Regions from separate parts of the Homo sapiens genome. Here region 1 is linked to region 2. The links are chromatin loops, found by intact Hi-C in ENCODE. Cell type or tissue: heart left ventricle. All regions are shown on one strand. Links, peaks and the distances in the headings refer to the core of each region. The heading gives the core; the rest is flanking DNA. Region 1 overlaps NAMPT (nicotinamide phosphoribosyltransferase). Region 2 holds the start of LOC124901719 (a long non-coding RNA gene).

Evidence for each region. Peaks named below come from ENCODE experiments on the same cell type or tissue, not always from the same donor. Only the 100,000 strongest peaks of a DNase experiment are listed, where the experiment ranks them.
Region 1: it touches region 2 in a loop (3-fold over the local background); 31 of 110 quality-filtered maps call a loop at or near these places.

Annotation. Positions count from the first base shown.
Region 1 is chr7:106,266,132-106,276,545 of GRCh38, forward strand. It overlaps NAMPT (nicotinamide phosphoribosyltransferase), which reads right to left. Exons shown (of 11, transcript NM_005746.3): 3 at 8,815-8,918; 4 at 6,399-6,527; 5 at 3,023-3,181; 6 at 2,333-2,469. Among named protein-coding and RNA genes, the nearest start is that of NAMPT, 14 kb to the right of the region's middle. In heart left ventricle, for the core only: no CTCF peak of the experiment used is centred there; no DNase peak of the experiment used is centred there; H3K4me3 peaks cover 805 bases; H3K27ac peaks cover 2,964 bases.
Region 2 is chr7:106,212,039-106,222,452 of GRCh38, forward strand. LOC124901719 (a long non-coding RNA gene) reads right to left here and starts at 5,138. Exons shown (of 2, transcript XR_007060467.1): 1 at 4,902-5,138; 2 at 4,387-4,529. In heart left ventricle, for the core only: no CTCF peak of the experiment used is centred there; a DNase peak (open chromatin) is centred at 5,173; H3K4me3 peaks cover 526 bases; H3K27ac peaks cover 3,411 bases.

The DNA.
Region 1 (10,414 bases), core at 1,468-9,467, 55 kb after region 2:
ACTTTCAGTCCAATCCTCTTTTTGCTATACTACGCTGTTGTTTAAAAGACATTCTATTAAGAACATGTGAGGCATTTGAATATATAAGGAGTCAAATTTTACAAATGCAATCAATATGAGACCATAAAAATAAAATGGATTTTTATCCCTTGCCCACATACAGTATCCTTTTCATTTTAACAAGTCCTAAAGAAGATATTATCCTTGTCCTCCGTATCATGATGTTACTACTTTGAAATAACCATCAACGAAGAGTCTAATATGTGCATACTATGTTAGATTTTTAAAAGATGTATGTACATCTAAGGCCAAACTAAAAATAACTCTTAAAACTTTGTTAAAGACACTCTTATTTTCCCAGTTTCCTAGTCTTGAAAGTTGTATGTAAAAGTGTTCAACAAGGCCTTACTAATACAATGCTCATAAACGTCAGCTGAATCTATTTTCTACTGAGTCCCAACTCAAATTACCAACTTTGAGCAATTTTATCTCCCAAGCCATTGCTCATGTTTACCTATTTCTTTCCATTTATTTAGCACCTTGGTCTGGACTTCATTACCTTAAGACTGCTGGAATAGCTTCCTATAAAGACTACCTTCTGATTTTTCCTTTTTTCAATCCATAGGATAGATATCCTGCTATAAAAATATAAAAAAGTCCCCTAAGATATTTATCTCATAACATCACGTCTTTGCTCAAAAATGTCAGTGCCTGCTTCCATTTGAAAATGCCTGATTTAGAATAGCTAGCATGATGTGCACATAGTTAACATTCAGTGTCAAAATATGAGCGCCCTTACTAACCTGAACCTGTCTTCTCAGTCTCCCCTACGCTCCCTACAAAATCTGTGTTTCAGCCCTTATTCTCTAAACATTCTCCCTCCTCTTTCATTCTTGTGCTTTCATCACAATGCTTGATACAAGATAAGCATGCAATAAATATTTACTCAGAGAATGAATAAGTGCCCAATGTTGGCTATTAAATTTTACCAATCCTTCAAGAAGTGAAGATTTTGTATATTTCTATAAAAGCTTTCTTGATCCTGCTAGTGAAGGAATATGATTCTTCCTCTCCTTCCCTTGCAACACTACAGCATTTTAATTGTACCTCCTTACGAGGAGTTAACCAACAGAGCAGACTATTACTAGTGTATTATTTTCATCCTGAGAATAGGGTCAGTTTTTTAAAAATATCCTTCTAACCCTTGTTGCACCCAGTAGACTGCCTTGCATATGAACACCAGTCAACTAATATGCCTCAAATAGTAGCAACAATAAAGCTTAGCTTGATTCTAAACTCACTGCTGGTTTTAGCACTCTGCAATTTTAAGTATTAGCAGAACTTAAATATTCCCTAATGATTATAGTAAATAATTTTGTTATAAAAGTCAGTGATAAGGTTTGGCAAACATTTAAAAAACCTGATTTACGCCGGGCGCGGTGGCTCACGCCTGTAATCCCAGCACTTTGGGAGGCCGAGGCAGGCGGATCACGAGGTCAGGAGATCGAGACCATCCTGACTAAAACGGTGAAACCCCGTCTCTACTAAAAATACAAAAAATTAGCCGGGCGTAGTGGCGGGCGCCTGTAGTCCCAGCTACTTGGGAGGCTGAGGCAGGAGAATGGCGTGAACCTGGGAGGCGGAGCTTGCAGTGAGCCGAGATCCCGCCACTGCACTCCAGCCTGGGCGACAGAGCGAGACTCCGTCTCAAAAAAAAAAAAAAAAAAAAAAAAAAAAAAAAAAAACAACCTGATTTACTTTTAATAAAGTTAGCTCTAGGACCAGAGCAGCTGCAGTTTAGATTGTAATTTCTTTCTTGGGTAACTGGAGATAGTTTACTGAAAGCAGACAAGGAAGCGTAAAAAGAATCTGAACACCCTTTCTTTCCTCAACAGGTCCTGCTTTCTCATCTACAACTGAAGGTACAGTACAGATGACAATTTCTAGGGCAAATATAGATAAGGTCATGTAGGAGGACAGGGAAAAGGCAAAAAGTGGCTGGTACTTACAGTGAGTGCTTCTAAATTTAATGAATAAAATCTACCTACATATGACAATACAGTAATTGAAAAAAAATTCCTTAAAAGAAAACTTCTATGGCAATATAAGTATTGGAAAAAAGCTCTTAAACTGTTTCTTCTAGCATGGATAAAATTTCTCTGCCTCTCTAAGACTAATGTTTATACTTTTGTATAAATACTGAATTTGTGTTGCTCAAGTTCATGAAGATGTACTGTAGGTACCTGGCTCTGCAGTTAGGTAAAATGTCACTGAGTTACAAATACAAGAGTGAAAAAATTAGTAGTTTTAAAAAATGAACAGAATTTTTTACCTGTGTTCTGCTGCTGGAACAGAATAGCCTGGAACAGGATCTTTCGTTCCATAATATTTTTTAATTAGAGCAAGTCCTGCTACTGTATCTGTTCCTTTGAAGTTAACCAAGTGAGCAGATGCTCCTATGCCAGCAGTCTGGAAAATCAATCATAAACCAAAATCCAAAACAGAAAGAAACCCACATTAATAATACCAGGATGCAGCCAACCACATTTAAGGAATATAGCATAGCTCCCATAAGAATTGTCTTTCTCTTAGGAAAGTATTTATTGTCAGACATAACAGTTCCTAATGACAAAGATTCAGTTTTTCCTAAATATTTTAAAAAATCAACTATTATCTCCTCAAAGAGACCTATTTAACAGTGTCCCACCCCCACTTTTCATCACTCTCTCTTCCCTTACCCTGCCTTGAGCTTCTTTATGGCATTATTTCACATCTGATATATTATGTCTGTTTCTGGCTATCCATCTGTCCATCCATCTAATATATAAAGGACAGGGACATCTGTTGAAGGACATATCCCATGTACCCTGAACACAGTAGTAGGTACTGAATATGTATCTGTTGGTTGAATCTTTGGAATTTTAGAACCAAGATCAATCTCAATAACGTCCCCAAAAGTTTACAGTGGTACTCTAACCAACAATCCACATTATATTAAATGAGGTTGGTTTCAGTTACTTACCTCTTGGGAAGAGACTCCTCTGTAGCCAAAATCATGTAACTTGTATTCCAGACCATCTAAGTTACCAGAAGTTTCTAACAAATATTTGGCCAATATTTTCTTCTGCTCTCTAGAATTTGTGGCCACTGTGATTGGATACCAGGACTGAACAAGAATAGTCTGTAGTAACAAAATTAACCACAAATATTAAGACATAAAATACTGCATTCTTTCTGAGGAAAATCCTAGCTTTTTTTTTTTTTTGGAGGTATGTCCTGAACTTCCATACTATTAACTAGACACAGAACTGCGCAGCAGGATGCCTGCTGTGTGCATTCCAGATATAGTACATAGCTCAGCTCTCAAATCAGCAACAAAGAAGATAAGCACACCAGGTCCACATAGCAGAGAACTTCACATTATCAAGTTTCTATCCAAAGCTTCAAAGAAGCAAATAATATTTTGAAAGACTATGTGATAAAAGGATCAATTTTTAGAAAGTTTCATGATCTGTCATGGATCAATAGTTTATAAAGGACACTGAAACTTGGATGTTGAGGCAATGTCAAATTGCCCCAAGTTTCTAAATGCTTACTCTTCATTTCTGTACTTAATGTGGACTTGGATCAAATAGGGCATGAACCAGCATTGGTCCGTGGACTGCATTTTGACTAGTATTGGTTTAAAGAAGTTGTTCGTTTACTCCTCGAGGTAGTCTCAGATCTAATTTTCTCTTGGATTAATATGACAACTAATACTTGAAGCACTTTAGCTTACTACTAGAGAATTCTATCTACTGAGTTATGCTTTATGTACTTAGCTTTTATCAAATATATAAGTATTTGATAAAATACTCACGTAAGTTACAGGAAACACTTCCGCATATGTTGTATAATCAAGGTCACTGTCTACTTTGTAATTCAGTGACTATTAAGTTCCCAATGAGAAAATGAAAGAATTGCTGGGTTCCTACTTTCTGATAAGAACAGTTCCTTGATTTCCCCTTTTTTCTTGGTTGTCAGGAAGCTCCACAGAAAAGTCTGTCTAATCACAGCAACCGTAATAATTATCATGGCTTAGAAATTCACTTCTTCATTCTAAGATCATAATTTTCTATTTTCATTTTATAAACCAGATTGTTATTTGAAGCAGCTTCAAATCTGTTTGAAAAAGAGCTGCTAAGATGATGCAATGTCTGTGCTGAACCAAAAAGATATTAACTAAATTTTACAAAGCAAGCTTTTACTGAATACCAGCTAAGTGATATATAAATAAAACAAATAAAAAGATTAACCTTGAACTTGCCAATCTAGTCATCTTTTTAAAAAACTACTTTGTAGCATTAGACTCCTGTGACTGATTAAATATGGCCTTTGCAGCTCTTCTCATCAAGAGATGGAATCTCCTTTCTTATCCCTTGAGTCTGTGCTGTCCTTATGATTCGCTTTTGACGAACAGAATGTGGAGAAAGTCATGTGTGACTCCCAAGCCCCAGTTTCAAGAGGTTTTGCAGCTTCTACTCTCATTCTCTTAGAACCCCAAGACTACCATGCTCTGAAGAAACCTCTTCTGGAGTGAGACCCGGTAGTCCCAGCTATCTGACCTGAGGCCCCAGACATGGGAATGAGGCCATTAAAGGATGTCCAGCCCTGGCTGAACCCTCAGCTAAATGCAGATGCCTAAGTCTAAGCAAGAGCAGCAGACGACCATCCAGTCAACCACAGAATCAGGAGAAATAATAGTTGCTTTAAGCCATTAAGTTTTGGGGTAGTTTGTTACACAATAGAAAATCAGTACAATTCTTAAACTCTATAACCAATCACCTCCAACATCTGACCATTCTGCTTCTGAAATTACTCTTTCAATTCCACTGCCAATGCCCATGATTATCCTACCTCTCTTCTTTAGTCTAATTATTCTTCATATTGCCAGTGGTTACCATTCTAAAACAAGTTTTTTTTCTTTTTTTCCAGGTTGCATCTTTCCTTAAAAGCCATTAACGGTCATCTACTGTCCATGGGGCGGAGGTGGAGCTGATTCATACAGAATTTGAGAATCTTGCCTTGCTTACCATCTAAAGGTTTATCTTATACATTTTTCACTTTTATGCTGCAGTCCCCATAGGACTATCTGTCATTCTAAGAACACTGTGCCATTTCTTCAGCTCTTCCTTCTCCTTATTAAAAGCTTATTTATTTTCCATTTCATGATTCCTTTAGACAGAATTACCTATTTCCTGCTACCAACTCAGCACTAATTCTTAATGATATTAGTGGTTAGTTCAGAATGAATTGCCAACTCTCACTCAAAGGCCCTTTAAGTAAAACATCTTACTCTAACTTCTGTGCCCAGCATTTTTTGGGTACATAGCTGGTACTTAATCAATATGTTATTTCAGTCCTAAATATTAATTTAGTTTTAGTATACGGTATAGACTATTTAAAACCTTTATTTAACTGTACCTTTTTTTTGAGTGTATTATTAGTTAATGGCCCATAAAAAGTCTATTAATTTCCTGTCAACTTAGCAAAATGTGTTTCAAACACCCTCTTGGACCTCTTATATTTCGATGTTTTCCAATTTTTATAAGTGAGCCTCAAATGTACTATTTTACAATATAATAGCAAATTACTTTAACCGATAAACTAATTAGTCAGTTCTAAGAACTAAGTAAATGCCACCAGATAGTAAGGTGTTATTTCTATAGTAACTTTCGAGGGTATTTCCTCTCACGGATTAAATCTATTATTAAACTGTTCAGAAGCTAGGTAGAGTATTATTATCAAAACTCTGACCATGTGAAAACATATGACTACTTAGGTATACATACAAGAAAAACAAAAAAAAGGCTCGCAGTATAAACCCAAAGCCCAAAATGTACCCTTCCTGAGAAATTAAACAATATGAACAGCAGATCTTGTTTTATTTAGATGAGAAACTGAAAAGTAACAGATGGTAGATCCTAAGACCTAAACTGATGAGAGAAAAATGAAGAAAGTAGTTACTAGAAGTTGGAATAAAGTTCCTTTAGTCTAACTTGAACATTTATCATTCATCGAATGTCGTAAGTTACTAGAAATGTGCTGTTTTTCTAAGTTTGCTCTAAAATAATACACACTTAAAATGGCAATGAATTAGATGAAAGCCAACTAGGTTTTAAAAACAATCACTCTCAATAATTTGATTTAAACAAAATCTCAGAACATTCTATTCTACTAGAAGAAACCTTAAAGATTATTTAGTCTGTCATTTTATAGATGAGGAAATTGAAGCCTGGAAAGGTTAAGTAAATTATAGGAGATTATATAGCTTTATTAGTAACAAATTCTAAACTGTAATCTCAGTTCAATGGTCTTTATTCAATTAATGTTAAATAAGAATTAAAAAAACAATTTACCTCAATCCAATTTGTAAGCCAGTAACACTCTGGATCTGTGTTTTCCACCGTGAAGAGAACATTTCCTCTGGGAATGACAAAGCCCTCAGGAACAGCTTTTATTTCTATTGGAAGATGCCCATCATACTTCTGGCAGGATAAAATGATAAATTTATTTATTCAACAGATGATACTCAATTCCCTGCTGTTTTACTAAAGGTTCTTTACGTTTTATAGAAGCTAAATTTACTGTCATAGAAATTGCAATTGTAGATGTTACTGTAATCTAGTCAGAATATCCTTATCCTTCTAAAATAAAACTAGTTAAAATTATTAACATACGTACTGATATTAATTTTTAAGTTTAATGCTGCCACGTGCTTCTGCTAAGAACATTTATCACTACAAGTGGCAGAAAATTCCAAACTCATCAAAACCAAACTGTTGCTTCTTCCCTGCTTTTTCAGAAAATGAGAAAGGATGACTTTATTCCAACATATTCTAAAAGTATTCCAAGAACACTACCTTTATTCTAAATTCGTTATTTTCACAAAATAAAGGCTGCAGATTGAAAGATAAAGGATTGCTATTAAAGAACAAAAGAAAACAAAACGAGAGAGAAGGAGAGCTAGGGAAATCCCTGCAGAAGAACCGAAATAGGTTCCCTCTATTCTGGTCGTGGACCTGAAACTATGAGACAGGCCAAACACAGAATCTTGGCAATTAACACTCGAGTATGACTTAACTGACTTCCTCTTAATGTAATAATTGCCTCCAAAATTAGGCTGAAGGTTATTTGTTATGTGACACTGTACCTCCCTTTTAAAGCTAAGAGCTGTGCCTAACTTTTCACTAGGAAGGCAAGCTGTTTCAGAAATCCTGATAATTTATTTATGTGATTTGGGACAAGGTAATTAAATACAAGAAAAATCTGTTTAATACAAGCACTGGAGGCACAGTGTATAGCAAAAAGAACATTGCCCTACAGGTCCTAGTTTGGACTCAAAAGCAGCGGGGAGACCCTGGACTAGTCACTTGCCATCTCTCGGTCTCAGATTCTGTTTGTAAAATGGGGTTAGACCAGATTATCTCTAGAGAACCTTTAGTTCCCCAAGATTTTCTGATCATATAATCAAACGACTTATTGCCCTGGCCACTGGACAGTATAGTAATAAGCATAGTACCTAACTTATTACTGTATTTATCCTTACAACAAACCTCACAGAAGAGAAATGGAGCAAGTACAGGTGATAGCTCACAGATTCTATTGACCTTATTTAAGATACAGGAAAAGTGCAGCACAGAGTACTTACCTGACTTTTTCAAGACCCATAAGTACCAAATAGTATAGCTCAGTATTGTCATATAGGCATGAAAGTTAAAGTATTTCTAATTATTCTGTGTTTGACAGTCTTTTCAATGTAAGAAACTTTCGTTTGTGAGACTTAAAAGTAACACTCAACATCAAGATACGCCAACAGATTCCATTCCCAACTGATCATTGTAATAAAAGGAAACCACCACGGGATATTTAACTCTTATAATTCTATTACCATGTCTTTGAGTGCCTTAATATTTAGGCAATGAATTCAAACATACTAGATATAAATATAATACAATCAAGACTAAAAATCAACTTTGTGGATCAGCACCAAGCCATTCTCACTATACAGTGAGAAACTTCCCAGAATTATGTGTAGTGATAGACTCACAGCATCTATTTTCAGTCAAGAAAACAGACCTACATTTTGAAATTGCCAAATAACCATGCCCTTTCCTACCTATAGTGTATTTTCAAGAATGAATTATCTTTCTCAAAAATGTTATTTAAGTTATAATTCATTTTTATTAATTACTTAGACTTGCTGTAGATTCTATATGCTAATGATTTAACATGGGGGATGCGGGGAGAGGGATAAAATGTCAACCTTAACTTTTCAAAAGGATATATTGGCTATAATATAACTTTTCAAAAGGATATATAATGGCTATGAAATAGCCATTATATTCAGATCACAAACAAAAAAGAACTGTAATGATACTCTAATCTCTTATTCAAATTCTGGCCGGGGATGGTGGCTCACACCTGTAATCCCAGCACTTTGGGAGGCCAAGGTGGGCAGATCACTTGAAGTCAGGAGTTTGAGACCAGCCTGGCCAACACAGTAAAACCCCATCTCTACTAAAAATACAAAAATTAGCCAGGTGTGGTGGTGCGTGCCTGTAGTCCCAGCTACTAAGGAGGCTAAGGCAGGAGAATAGCTTGAACCTAGGAAGCAGAGGTTGCAGTGAGCCGAGATTGTGCCACTGCACTCCAGCCTGGGTGACAGAGTGACACTTTCTCTCAAAAAACACAAAACAAAAACAAATTCCTTTGCAAGAAGTTTTGAACTGAAAGAAAAACCAAAACAGATCAAAAGATGAAACCATCTTTTACCTCAAGAATGTAGTTCCATCCCTTTTCATTAAAGACATCATCTTGGAAATGTTCTTTGTAGACATCTTTGGCTTCCTGGATTTTCTCTTTGGTTACTACTTTACCTAGAAGAATATACATGTCCTGTTTACATTTCTAAAGGTGCATTCTGTGAGTTGCTGAACTGTCACAGACTTAATATCTTTGGCTATTTCACCCATTCTATGGATTAAAAATATAACTAAGAGGTTAAATGCTCACCCAGAGTCAACAGCAGAGTCAGAAAAGGAATTTGTACTTTTAATAACTCAAAGTATAAATGTTTATTTATTGTAAAAGCAGATGTGTAATAGAAAAAATTATTACTTGCACAGCTTTTAAAAATGATATTAACTTAATTTTTTTCTCTCGATTAATTTTGGTACTTTTCAACTTTGAGATGACTCAAAAGCTTCTTACATCCAAATGAAACGTCTCACTTCGTTCGTAAAGAATGTGGCATCTTTAGGGTTGGTAAGTCAGTAATTTCCACAATTACTAAATGTCTGCCCCCCAAACAACACACTTTTAATTAACTTTTCTTATCCGTAAATGAGGATAAAAGTCGAGTACCCACTTATATGATGTTTGTGAGGACAAAATGAGTTAAGACATACGAACCACTTACAATAATGCTGGCCTAGAATAGGTAATCAATACATTTTAGTTATAATTAAAAATGAGTAATATTTTACAAAGTTCTTAAGTTGTATGACTAAATTAAAGTGTGCTATCAGTTGCTGGTAACTTAATACAAGATAACTAGTAAACTCGTTTAAAGTATCTTGGGGCCAGGCGTGGTGGCTCATGTCTGTAATCCCAGCATTTTGGGAGGCCAAGGCGGGCGGGTCGCTTGAGAGCTCAAAAGTTTGAGACCAGCCTGGTCAACATGGTGAGACCCTGTCACTATAAAAAAGTAGCCAGGCATGGTGGTGCGAGCCTGTGGTCCCAGTTACTTGAGAGGCTGAGCAGGAAGGATCTCTGGAGCCTGGGAGGCAGAGGTTGCAGTGAGCCAAGATTGCACCACTGCACTCCAGCCTGGGTGACTGAGTGAGACCCTGTCTAAAAACAAAACAAAACAAAAAAACTTTGGTATTAACTTTGGTATTCTTGCCACTAATAATTACTTCTGATATCTAGCTAGGTTTTCAGTAGTATAAGACTATCTGAACTGCCTAATCTTAAAAGAGTCAAGATTATAGAAAAGAGTTATTGGCCTAAAATTCACCTTACTGTTTTCAATTCTGAAATTGTTTAATTCAAAAGGTTAGAGATAAACTTTTCCAACATGTATAATGTGTTTGGGAACTGTTTTCCCCCTAGAAATGGCCTTTCAAATAAGAAAGCACAGAAATTGGGGGATTTTTGTTTTAATATGCATTTGCAACTAAGTCCAGAGACACAGGTAGTTTTTAAAAATAGGTCTTCAAGGTAAAACTGGCTAATATAAAAATATTCTGATTGCTACCATAATTCAAAAGGAGTTTCCAGTTCATTAACAACTCCTTTACTTTGAATTAATGACTAAAGTATAACAAACAAGATTAGCCTCCAAAAATTAATGACTTTTCTAAACTTATTT
Region 2 (10,414 bases), core at 698-8,697:
AACGAGCAAAATAACCAGCTAACATCATAATGACAGGATCAAATTCACACATAACAATATTAACCTTAAATGTAAATGAGCTAAATGCTCCAATTAAAAGACACAGACTGGCAAATTGGATAAAGAGTCAAGACCCATCAGTGTGCTGTATTCAGGAGACCCATCTGATGTGCCGAGACACACATAGGCTCAAAATAAAGGGATGGAGGAAGATCTACCAAGTAAATGGAAAAGAAAAAAAGGCAGGGCTTGCAATCCTAGTCTCTGATAAAACAGACTTTAAACCAACAAAGATAAAAAGAGACAAAGAAGGCCATTACATAATGGTAAGAGGATCAATTCAACAAGAAGAGCTAACTATCCTAAATATATATATACACCCAATACAGGAGCACCCAGATTCATGAAGCAAGTCCTTAGAGACCTACAAAGAGATTTGGACTCCCACGCAATAATAATGGGAGACTTTCACACCCCACTGTCAACACTAGACAGACCAACCACACAGAAAGTTAACAAGGATATCCAGGAATTGAACTCAGCTCTGCACCAAGTGGACCTAACAGACATCTACAGAACTCTCCACCCCAAATCAACAGAATATACATTCTTCTCAGCACCACATCACACTTATTCCAAAATTGACCACATAGTTGGAAGTAAAGCACTCCTCAGCAAATGGAAAAGAACAGAAATCATAACAAACTGTCTCTCAGACCACAGTGCAATCAAACTAGAACTCAGGATTAAGAAACTCACTCAAAACTGCTCAACTACATGGAAACTGAACAACCTGCTCCTGAATGACTACTGGGTACATAACAAAATGAAGGCAGAAATAAAGATGTTCTTTGAAACCAATGAGAACAAAGACACAACATACCAGAATCTCTGGGACACATTTAAAGCAGTGTGTAGAGGGAAATTTATTAGCACTAAATGCCCACAGGAGAAAGCAGGAAAGATCTAAAATTGACACCCTAACATCACAATTGAAAGAAATAGAGAAGCAAGAGCAAACACATTCAAAAGCTAGCAGAAGGCAAAAAATAACTAAGATCAGAGCAGAACTGAAGGAAATAGAGACACAAAAAACCCTTCAAAAAATCAATGAATCCAGGAGCTGGTTTTTTGAAAGATCAACAAAATTGATAGACCACTAGCAAGACTAATAAAGAAGAAAAGAGAGAAGAATCAAATAGACACAATAAAAAATGATAAAGGGGATATCACCACCGATCCCACAGAAATACAAACTACCATCAGAGAATACTATAAACACTTCTATGCAAATAAACTAGAAAATCTAGAAGAAATGGATAAATTCCTGGACACATACACCCTCCCAAGACTAAACCAGGAAGAAGTCGAATCCCTGAATAACCAATAACAGGCTCTGAAATTGAGGCAATAATTAATAGCCTACCCACCAAAAAAAGTCCAGGACCAGACAGATTCACAGCTGAATTCTACAAGAGGTACAAGGAGGAGCTGGTACCATTCCTTCTGAAACTATTCCAATCAATAGAAAAAGAGGGAATCCTCCCTAAGTCATTTTATGAGGCCAGCATCATCCTGATACCAAAGCCTGGCAGAGACACAACAAAAAAAAGAGAATGTTAGACAAATATCCCTGATGAACATTGATGCAAAAATCCTCAATAAAATACTGGCAAACTGAATCTAGCAGCACATCAAAAAGCTTATCTACCATTATCAAGTGGGCTTCATCCCTGGGATGCAAGGCTGGTTCAACATACGCAAATCAATGAACATAATCCAGCATATAAATAGAACCAAAGACAAAAACCACATGATTATCTCAATAGATGCAGAAAAGGCCTTTGACAAAATTCAACAGCCCTTCATGTTAAACTCTCAATAAATTAGGTATTGATGGGACATATCTCAAAATAAGAGCTATTTATGACAAACCCACAGCCAATATCATACTGAATGGGCAAAAACATTCTTTGAAAACTGGCACAAGACAGGGATGCCCTCTCTCACCACTCCTATTCAACATAGTGTTGGAAGTTCTGGCCTGGGCAATCAGATAGGAGAAAGAAATAAGTGTATTCAATTAGGAAAAGAGGAAGTCAAATTGTCCCTGTTTGCAGATGACATGATTGTATATTTAGAAAACCCCATCGTCTCAGCCCAAAATCTCCTTAAACTGATAGGCAACTTCAGCAAAGTCTCAGGATACAAAATCAGTGTGCAAAAATCACAAGCATTCTTATACACCAATAACAGACAAGCAGAGAGCCAAATCATGAGTGAACTCCCATTCACAATTGCTTCAAAGAGAATAAAATACCTAGGAATCCAACTTACAAGGGATGTGAAGGACCTCTTCAAGGAGAACTACAAACCACTGCTCAATGAAATAAAAGAGGACACAAACAAATGGAAGAACATTCCATGCTCATGGATAGGAAGAATCAATATTGTGAGAATGGCCATATTGCCCAGGTAATTTACAGATTCAGTGCCATCCCCATCAAGCTACCAATGACTTTCTTCACAGAATTGGAAAAAACTACTTTAAAGTTCATATGGAACCAAAAAAGAGCCCACATTGCCAAGACAATCCTAAGCCAAAAGAACAAAGCTGGAGGCATCATGCTACCTAACTTCAAACTGTACAACAAGGCTACAGTAACCAAAACAGAGATATAGATCAATGGAACAGACCAGAGCCCTCAGAAATAATACCACACATCTACAACCATCTGATCTTTGACAAACCTGACAAAAACAAGCAACGGGGAAAGGATTCCCTATTTAATAAATGGCGCTGGGAAAACTGGCTAGCCATATGTAGAAAGCTGAAACTGGATCCCTTCCTTATACCTTATACAAAAATTAATTCAAGGTGGATTAAAGACTTAAATGTTAGACCTAAAACCATAAAAACCCTAGAAGAAAACCTAGGCAATACCGTTCAGGACATAGGCATGGGCAAGGACTTCATGTCTAAAACACCAAAAGCAATGGCAACAAAAGCCAAAATAGACAAATGGGATCTAATTAAACTAAAGAGCTTCTGCACAGCAAAAGAAACTACCACCAGAGTGAACAGGCAACCTACAGAATGGGAGAAAAATTTTGCAATCTATTCATCTGACAACGGGCTAATATCCAGAATCTTCAAAGAACCCAAACAGATTTACAAGAAAAAAACAACCCCATCAACAAGTGGGCAAAGGATATGAACAGACATGTCTCAAAAGAAGACATTTATGCAGCCAACAGACACATGAAAAAATGTTCATCATCACTGGCCATCAGAGAAATGCAAATCAAAACCACAATGAGATACCATCTCACACCAGTTAGAATGGCAGTCATTAAAAAGTCAGGAAACAACAGATGCTGGAGAGGATGTGGAGAAATAGGAACACTTTTACACTGTTGGTGGGACTGTAAACTGGTTCAACCATTGTGGAAGACAGTGTGGCGATTCCTCAAGGATCTAGAACTAGAAATACCATTTGACCTAGCAAGCCCATTACTGGGTATATACCCAAAGGATTATAAATCATGCTGCTATAAAGACACATGCACATGTGTGTTTATTGCGGCACTATTCACAATAGCAAAGACTTGGAACCAACCCACATGTCCATCAATGATAGACTGGATTAAAAAGATGTGGCACATATACACCATGGAATACTGTACAGCCATAAAAATGGATGAGTTCATGTCCTTTGTAGGGACATGGATGAAGCTGGCAACCATCATTCTCAGCAAACTATCCCAGGGACAAAATACCAAGCACCACATGTTCTCACTCACAGGTGAGAATTGAACAATGAGAACACATGGACACAGGAAGAGGAACCTCACACACCGGGGCCTGTCATGGGGTGGGGGGAGGGCGACGGGATAACATTAGGAGATACACCTAATGTAAATGACAAGTTAATGCGTACAGCACACCAACATGGCACATGTATACCTATGTAACAAACCTGCACGTTGTGGTCATGTACCCTAGAACTTAAAGTTTAATAATAGTAAAAAAAAAAAGGAAAAAAAAGAGAAAATGACATCAGACTCATATGTCTATTAGGAGAATCAAAGTATTACAGGCAAGGCATTTAATATAGTCCCTGGTACCTAGTAGACATTCATTAAATGTGTTTTCCTTCTCTTTCTGCAACACACAAATGCGGTGTGTTGTGGGACACAGGAACTAACTTGACAAATGGTAAGGATAAAATAAAACAAAAAAAAAGGTAATATTTGTGTAGTAGTTTCTGGCAGAGGCAGACCAGATAGAGCTAAAACACTCTAAGTTGCTGAAAAAGACTTAAAAACTTCTGTTAGGCATAGGGTACTGGCCTAGCTGTTGTAACTAAGAAAGCCCCACATATAATGGTTTAAAAAGATGGGAGTTTATTTTTCTCCATGTAATAACCCAGAAGTAAACTGTTCACAGCTGACAAGGCGGCTCGTCTTTCTCAACACAGGATTTCCATCTTTGGCTCCAACGGGGTTGCTTTGGATCCTGATATCATCTAGGTAGCGGGAAGGGGGATAAAGGCCAGGGGAAGGGAGGATGTAAATTTCTTTTAAGGACATGACTCAGAAATGACACAGCTCATTCTCACCCAGCATGACCAAATCCATGCTGTAAAGATGCCAAGAAAAGTACACTTGAACTGGCCAGAGAAATTCTCAGCTAAAACACAGGAGTGCTCTTATTAAAGACAGGGAATATGGATGTTGCTGGACAGGTAGCCATCTCAGCCACATACCTGTGTTATGTTTTCTCTAGTCTAAAACTTCAGGCTTTCAAAAAACAAACAAAACAACAAAGCTAACATAAACTCCAAAATATAAGCCCAATTTCTTTCTTGTTATTCAATAAATATTTATAGACTACTTACTATGCACTAGGCACTATTTGAAACATTGCAGATTCAGCAGACTGCAAAACAGATCAGCTTCCCGATCCCAGAAAGCTGTATTCAATAGGGAGAGAAGGTAAACAAATGAAAAACAGAAACAACAGTAGATACCAGTAAGAGCAAAGATGAAAATTAAGGCAATGGGGAAATGAGCGACTGGGTGGCTCCTCCCTTTGGGTGGTTAGGGAAGTCAGCCAGGCATTGGAAGAGCGGGAAGCAGAAAGTGCCTGCACGGGAAGCTGCAAGGGCAAAGGTCCCGATGCCGGGAAGATCTTGGAGGGTTTGTGACACGGAAGGGCTGGTGTGGCTGGATTTAGTGGGAGAGGGAGAAGGTTATAAGGGGAGAGAAGAGATCAGAAAGGCAGCTGGGAGCAGGCTTGTAGAGGGCTTTGCTAGCCAGGGACAGTTTGTTCTCTGGCATTTTCCAGCACTGATTGCATTGTACACAAAGTAGGCACCCAATGAGTGATGAATGAACAAACTAAAAGATAAAGACCTGAGGCTGTTGACACTCATAGCTTTCCTTTGCTTTACTTGGCAAAGATTAGGATTAACCTCTACTCATCCTTTGCATACCTCTCGCTCAGAACCTCAACACCTCTTTCTCCTTGCAAGATTGTTCTTAGTGTCCTTGGTAGCCCAGTGTCCCCTGGTTAAAAATGGCCTTAGGGAAAGAATTTGCGGAAAAGATGGCTATCTGAAGAAGATGACCACATCTCCTTTTTGGCTTTGTCTATTCTGTTCAACAGCTCCCATTCTGATTTTTTCCATAGGGTTTAGCAGATCTGGCATCAGCCTGCCACTCTTGGTTAGGGTTAAGTTTGAAGAGGCAGTGTAACAGTGGAGTGGCAGGATGGGATGGTAGTGAAGGCTGTGGCCTTTAGAGCCAGACTGCCCGAGTAAGGTACCTAGCCTTCTTGGTCATCAATTTACTTATCTGTGAAATGGGCAACCATAATCGTTCATGACTGCAATATTGAAAGCTTTGAAACTAAGATTTTTAGTAACTCACTTGAGGCAACACCTGTCCTGAGTTAATCTGAAACTGTTTGGAAGGAAAACTTGACATGAAACTACTTATAATCATTATTTATTCCATTTTTTAAATATTAGTGCATTTTGTTTGATTAGGAGACAGTCATAGACCCTTCCAGGGGAGTTATATAATTTATAATGTAATTTATAATGGGCCATACTTCTTAAAATCTGAAAAATTTTGAATTCCAAAACACTGGGCTTCAAGAATTTGGATAAAGGACTGTGAACCATTACTGTCCTTCCTAAAACATGGCAGCTAAAATGAATGTGAGCTGGCAGTTGTGGTTAATGTGCCAGCTCAAAGTTAAATGGGGAGTGAGAAGGTGTCTGGATGTCATGGAGTCATTCTCCAAACTTGCATTTCACCCTTGTGGGTGAGATGGTAAAATGTGGCTCAAATGATACAGTAGGAGGATTTTCCAGGCCTCACAGGAGTGTTTTTTGGGGGGAGATCTTACGGTGCTCCAGCTCTGGCCATTCTCCAGCTAATGGATTCAGAGGTGATTTCTGATAAATGGGGGTTCTTTTGGTTTCAGGTAAGCAACAGAAGTCCACATAAACTAGCTCAAGCTAGAGGATTATCAACGAAGCCAAAGTCAAGAGGCAGCTGGGCCTTAGGGATGTTCTGGAACTAGGAATGAAAGCACCGTGGACAGTTAAGGCTTCCCTCACTCTCTTTTTCCTGCTTGTATGCAAGTCCATCCATCCATCCATCTGGCTGCAGAGCAGCTTTCTCTGCTTACTAATCCACTTGGCAAAAACCAGCTACTGTCAACAGCTTCTGAGCTGTCTCTCCTGCATGAATTCCAAGCTCCCCAGGAGTAGGACATGGGCTTGGCCCATTGGGCTAAGGAGATGCGGTGGTGTGTGGGGTCAGGTCACCCTGCCCAAACATGGCTTCTCCCTCAGTAACTTTGTGGATGGAGAGGAATGGGCAGCTACTAGTAAAATGTGGGAAGGTTGTGTGGGGAAACTGTGTGAAGGTTAGAGAGCAGAAGAGTTGGATTGAGCAGACCCTGGTTCACACCAAACCAAAAACAAATAGTAAAGTGATGAGCAGGTAGGACAGGCTATAAGCAGAGGTGTCTCTGATCCTGTATCTTGAAGGAAAATCACACTCACCTTCACTACCACATCTGTTTGTACCAATGGCGGTTTTTTAAAAAAGGCAAGGTGAGAAACTGATCAGTTCAGGAAGGCGCTATCTGGTTCTTGTTGGGGTAGGATGGGGGAAGGTATAGAAAGGAAGATAGAGCAACAGCACTAGAGAACAAAGGGATGGTTGAAGTGTTTCACCTCCCCAGTCTATCAGTGCACAGGCTGTGCCTGGTTTCCTTCCACACAGCTGTGTCTCAACATCAGAACAAAGGATTTCCTCTGGGCCCTTTTGTACAGGTCGACCCAAGATCCTTCCTTGCCTATCAGCTCCTGGGGGCTATGACCACTTTAGATGTGGCCCCGCCTCATTCTTCCTGCTGAGAGACAAAATCAGGAGAAGTCCAGTTCCCAGGAAGACAGTAGGAGGAAGATTAGGAGGAAGGAGTCCCTGCTGTCCTTCCCATGGTAGAAAAACCATGCCTTCCTCCCCAAGATTTCACTTAATTGCTACTCCTTTAACTGTGTAGTTACCTTGCACTTGGCATGTTTACTGGGTGGGACAAAAATCAAGGGTCTGCTTGAGGACTTTTGGAGAGGAGACAAATCCAAATACCTTCTGACTTGGGAGCCACTTACAAGCTTAGGTCCAATCTGTATGATTGGAGAAAGTAGCCCAGGACTATCTTTTCATATAGATGCAGAGGCGCAGAACAAATAAAGCCCCATTCTTTGATAATTTACCTGGGGTTCAGAAAGTTTATTCTGAGCTTAATTCCATAAGATCTTCTCCAAATATATGTTGCAGTCACTGGCTCCTTCTTGGCATTTGAGCTAACATGGAACATTTTCCTCTCTAGCCCTCCTAGTTCTGTGATTTAGATTGACCATGAGGGCAAGGTAATAGAGGAGGAAGGTGAGGAAAGGACCAGAAATATGATGTGTCTGCAGACAGCAGGAGTATCTAGTCTTGTAAGCTGTTGCCTCCCTGATGCAGCCCTAGATTCCCTAGAAAGGACCTGCTCCTGCCCCCACCAGTTGCCATGGCAGCAGGTTCCAAGTAACTCCAGCCCAAAGTTTTACACTTAAGAGGCATGCAACCAACAGGTAAGTAATGACAAGAAGGGCTGTGTGTGCAGTTTGGGTAAGATCAGGCCCTGGTAGAAAGAGCTGTGGGCTGGAGGTCTGACAACCTGGGTTTGAGTCATGGCTCTGCATGGTGAAAACTTGGGCAAGTCACTCACTCCTCCTGAACTTCAATTTTCATATCTATAAAATAAGTTAAGATTGATGATCTCTGGGATACTTCCTGCTCCAACTTGCTGGGTTCTGCTTGCCTTTTGAGCATCACAGTTCCAGAAGCACTCTAGGCCTTTACCTGGAAAGCATGGAGCCAGGAAATGTGAAACTCGAATAGCCAGTTGGATTGGTCTACTTAGGCTGCTGTAGCAAAGTACCCCGTGCTGGGCGGCTTAAACAACAGAAACACATTGTCTCACAGTCCTGGAGGCTGGAAGTTCATGATCAAGGTGTTAGTAGGGTTGGTTCCTCCTTAGGGCTGCAAGGGAGAACCTGTCCCAGGCCCCTCCCCTAGCTTCTGATGGTTTTTGGGCAGTCTTTGGTGTTCCTTGGCTTGTAGCTGCATCACCTGGTGTCTGCCTCCATCTTCATGTGGCATCCTCCCTGTGTGTGTGTCCGTCTCTGTGTCCAAATTTCCCTGTCCATGACACCAGTCACATTGGATTAGGGTCCATCCTAATGATCTCACTTCAACTTTATTACCTCTGTAAATACTGTATTTCTGAATAATGTTACATTCTGAGGTACTAGCAGTTACGACCTCAACTTATCTTTTCTGGAGGAAACAATTCAACCTATAATACCAGTTGTAAGTCTTGGCTAAATATCTCTGCATGGAAGAAGTGGAAAAAGTGAACTAAAAATAAGTTTTTATTTTTTAAAATCAGGTGATATTTTTATGCAATACTTGAAGCTGTATTTACCAGCTGTTATCAGGTTTGAGATGTAGTGTTCCAACAAATGATTCTCTGAAAGGAAACATAACATGCTCCTTTCTTTCTTTTCCTTTTTACTTGCTTGTTCCCTCCATTCTTTTTGTTTCTAACTTCAATGCATTAATTCTTACTCCATTCCCCTCCACTCTCCCTACCTGGGTTTTGCAAAATAAAGACAAATCTGTTCTTTATTCTCTGGTTCACCTTCTAGAAGAAAAATGCAGCCAACATCCTTATTGAATCATTACTTCTGCTTTCAAAGCCCCCTTTCTTCCTCTCCACCTTTCCAGGAACTGAGAAATCTTGGGGCTGGATGAGACCTGAGATGTTTTCTAAGCCCCTAACTGACTTGGGTCTCTTGTACAACAGCCAACAGCCTGCCACCTTTTTTTTCCCAAAGATATGGTCTTGGCCAGGTGCAGTGGCTCATGCCTACCATCCCAGAACTTTGGGAGGCTAGGGTGGGTGGATCACGAGGTCAGGAGTTTGAGACCAGCCCGACTAACATGGTGAAACCCTGTTTCCACTAAAAATACAAAAATTAGCCGGGCATGGTGGCACGCGCCTGTAATCCCAGCTACTCCTGAGCCTGAGGCAGGAGAGTTGCTTGAACCTGGGAGGCAGAGGTTGCAGTGAGTGGAGATCACACCACTGCACTCCAGCCTGGGTGACAGAACAAGACTCCGTCTCAAAAAATAAAATAAAATAAAATAAATAAAATATAAAATAAAAATAAAATATGGTCTTGCTCTGTCACCCAGGCTGGAGTGCAGTGGCATGATCATAGCTCACTGCAGCCTTAACCTCCTAGGCTGAAGCAATCCTCCTACCTCAGCCTCACAAGTAGCTAGGACTACAGGCATGCACTACCACACCTAGCCAATTTTTAAATTTTTTGTAGAGATGGGGGTCTCCCTATGTTGACTAGACTGGTCTCAAACTCCTGGACTCAAGCGATCCTCTTGCCTCAGCCTCCCAAAGTGCTGGAAATTACAGGTGTGAGCCACCACGTCCGGCTGTCTGCTGCATTTTTAAGCCATCTCTGCATGATTATCTCACCACTTCTGAGGTATACGTTTGATGACTATAAGCATTAGGTAGATCTGTGTTAGGTTGAAATCCAGGTGCCCATTCTGTCACTTCTGAGCTGCCTGGAGCATGACAGAGCAAAGCCATTGCATCTTCCAAGAGGCAGCCCCAAGAAGCAACACCAGCTACTTAGCCCCAGGCTCCTATTAACATTTGAGAGACAGACATCTCTGGTTCTACTAGTTATTTAGCCAGTCAACTTCAGGATCTGTAACTAACTAGTAGAGTGATATAGGCTCTTAGACTTGAGTTATA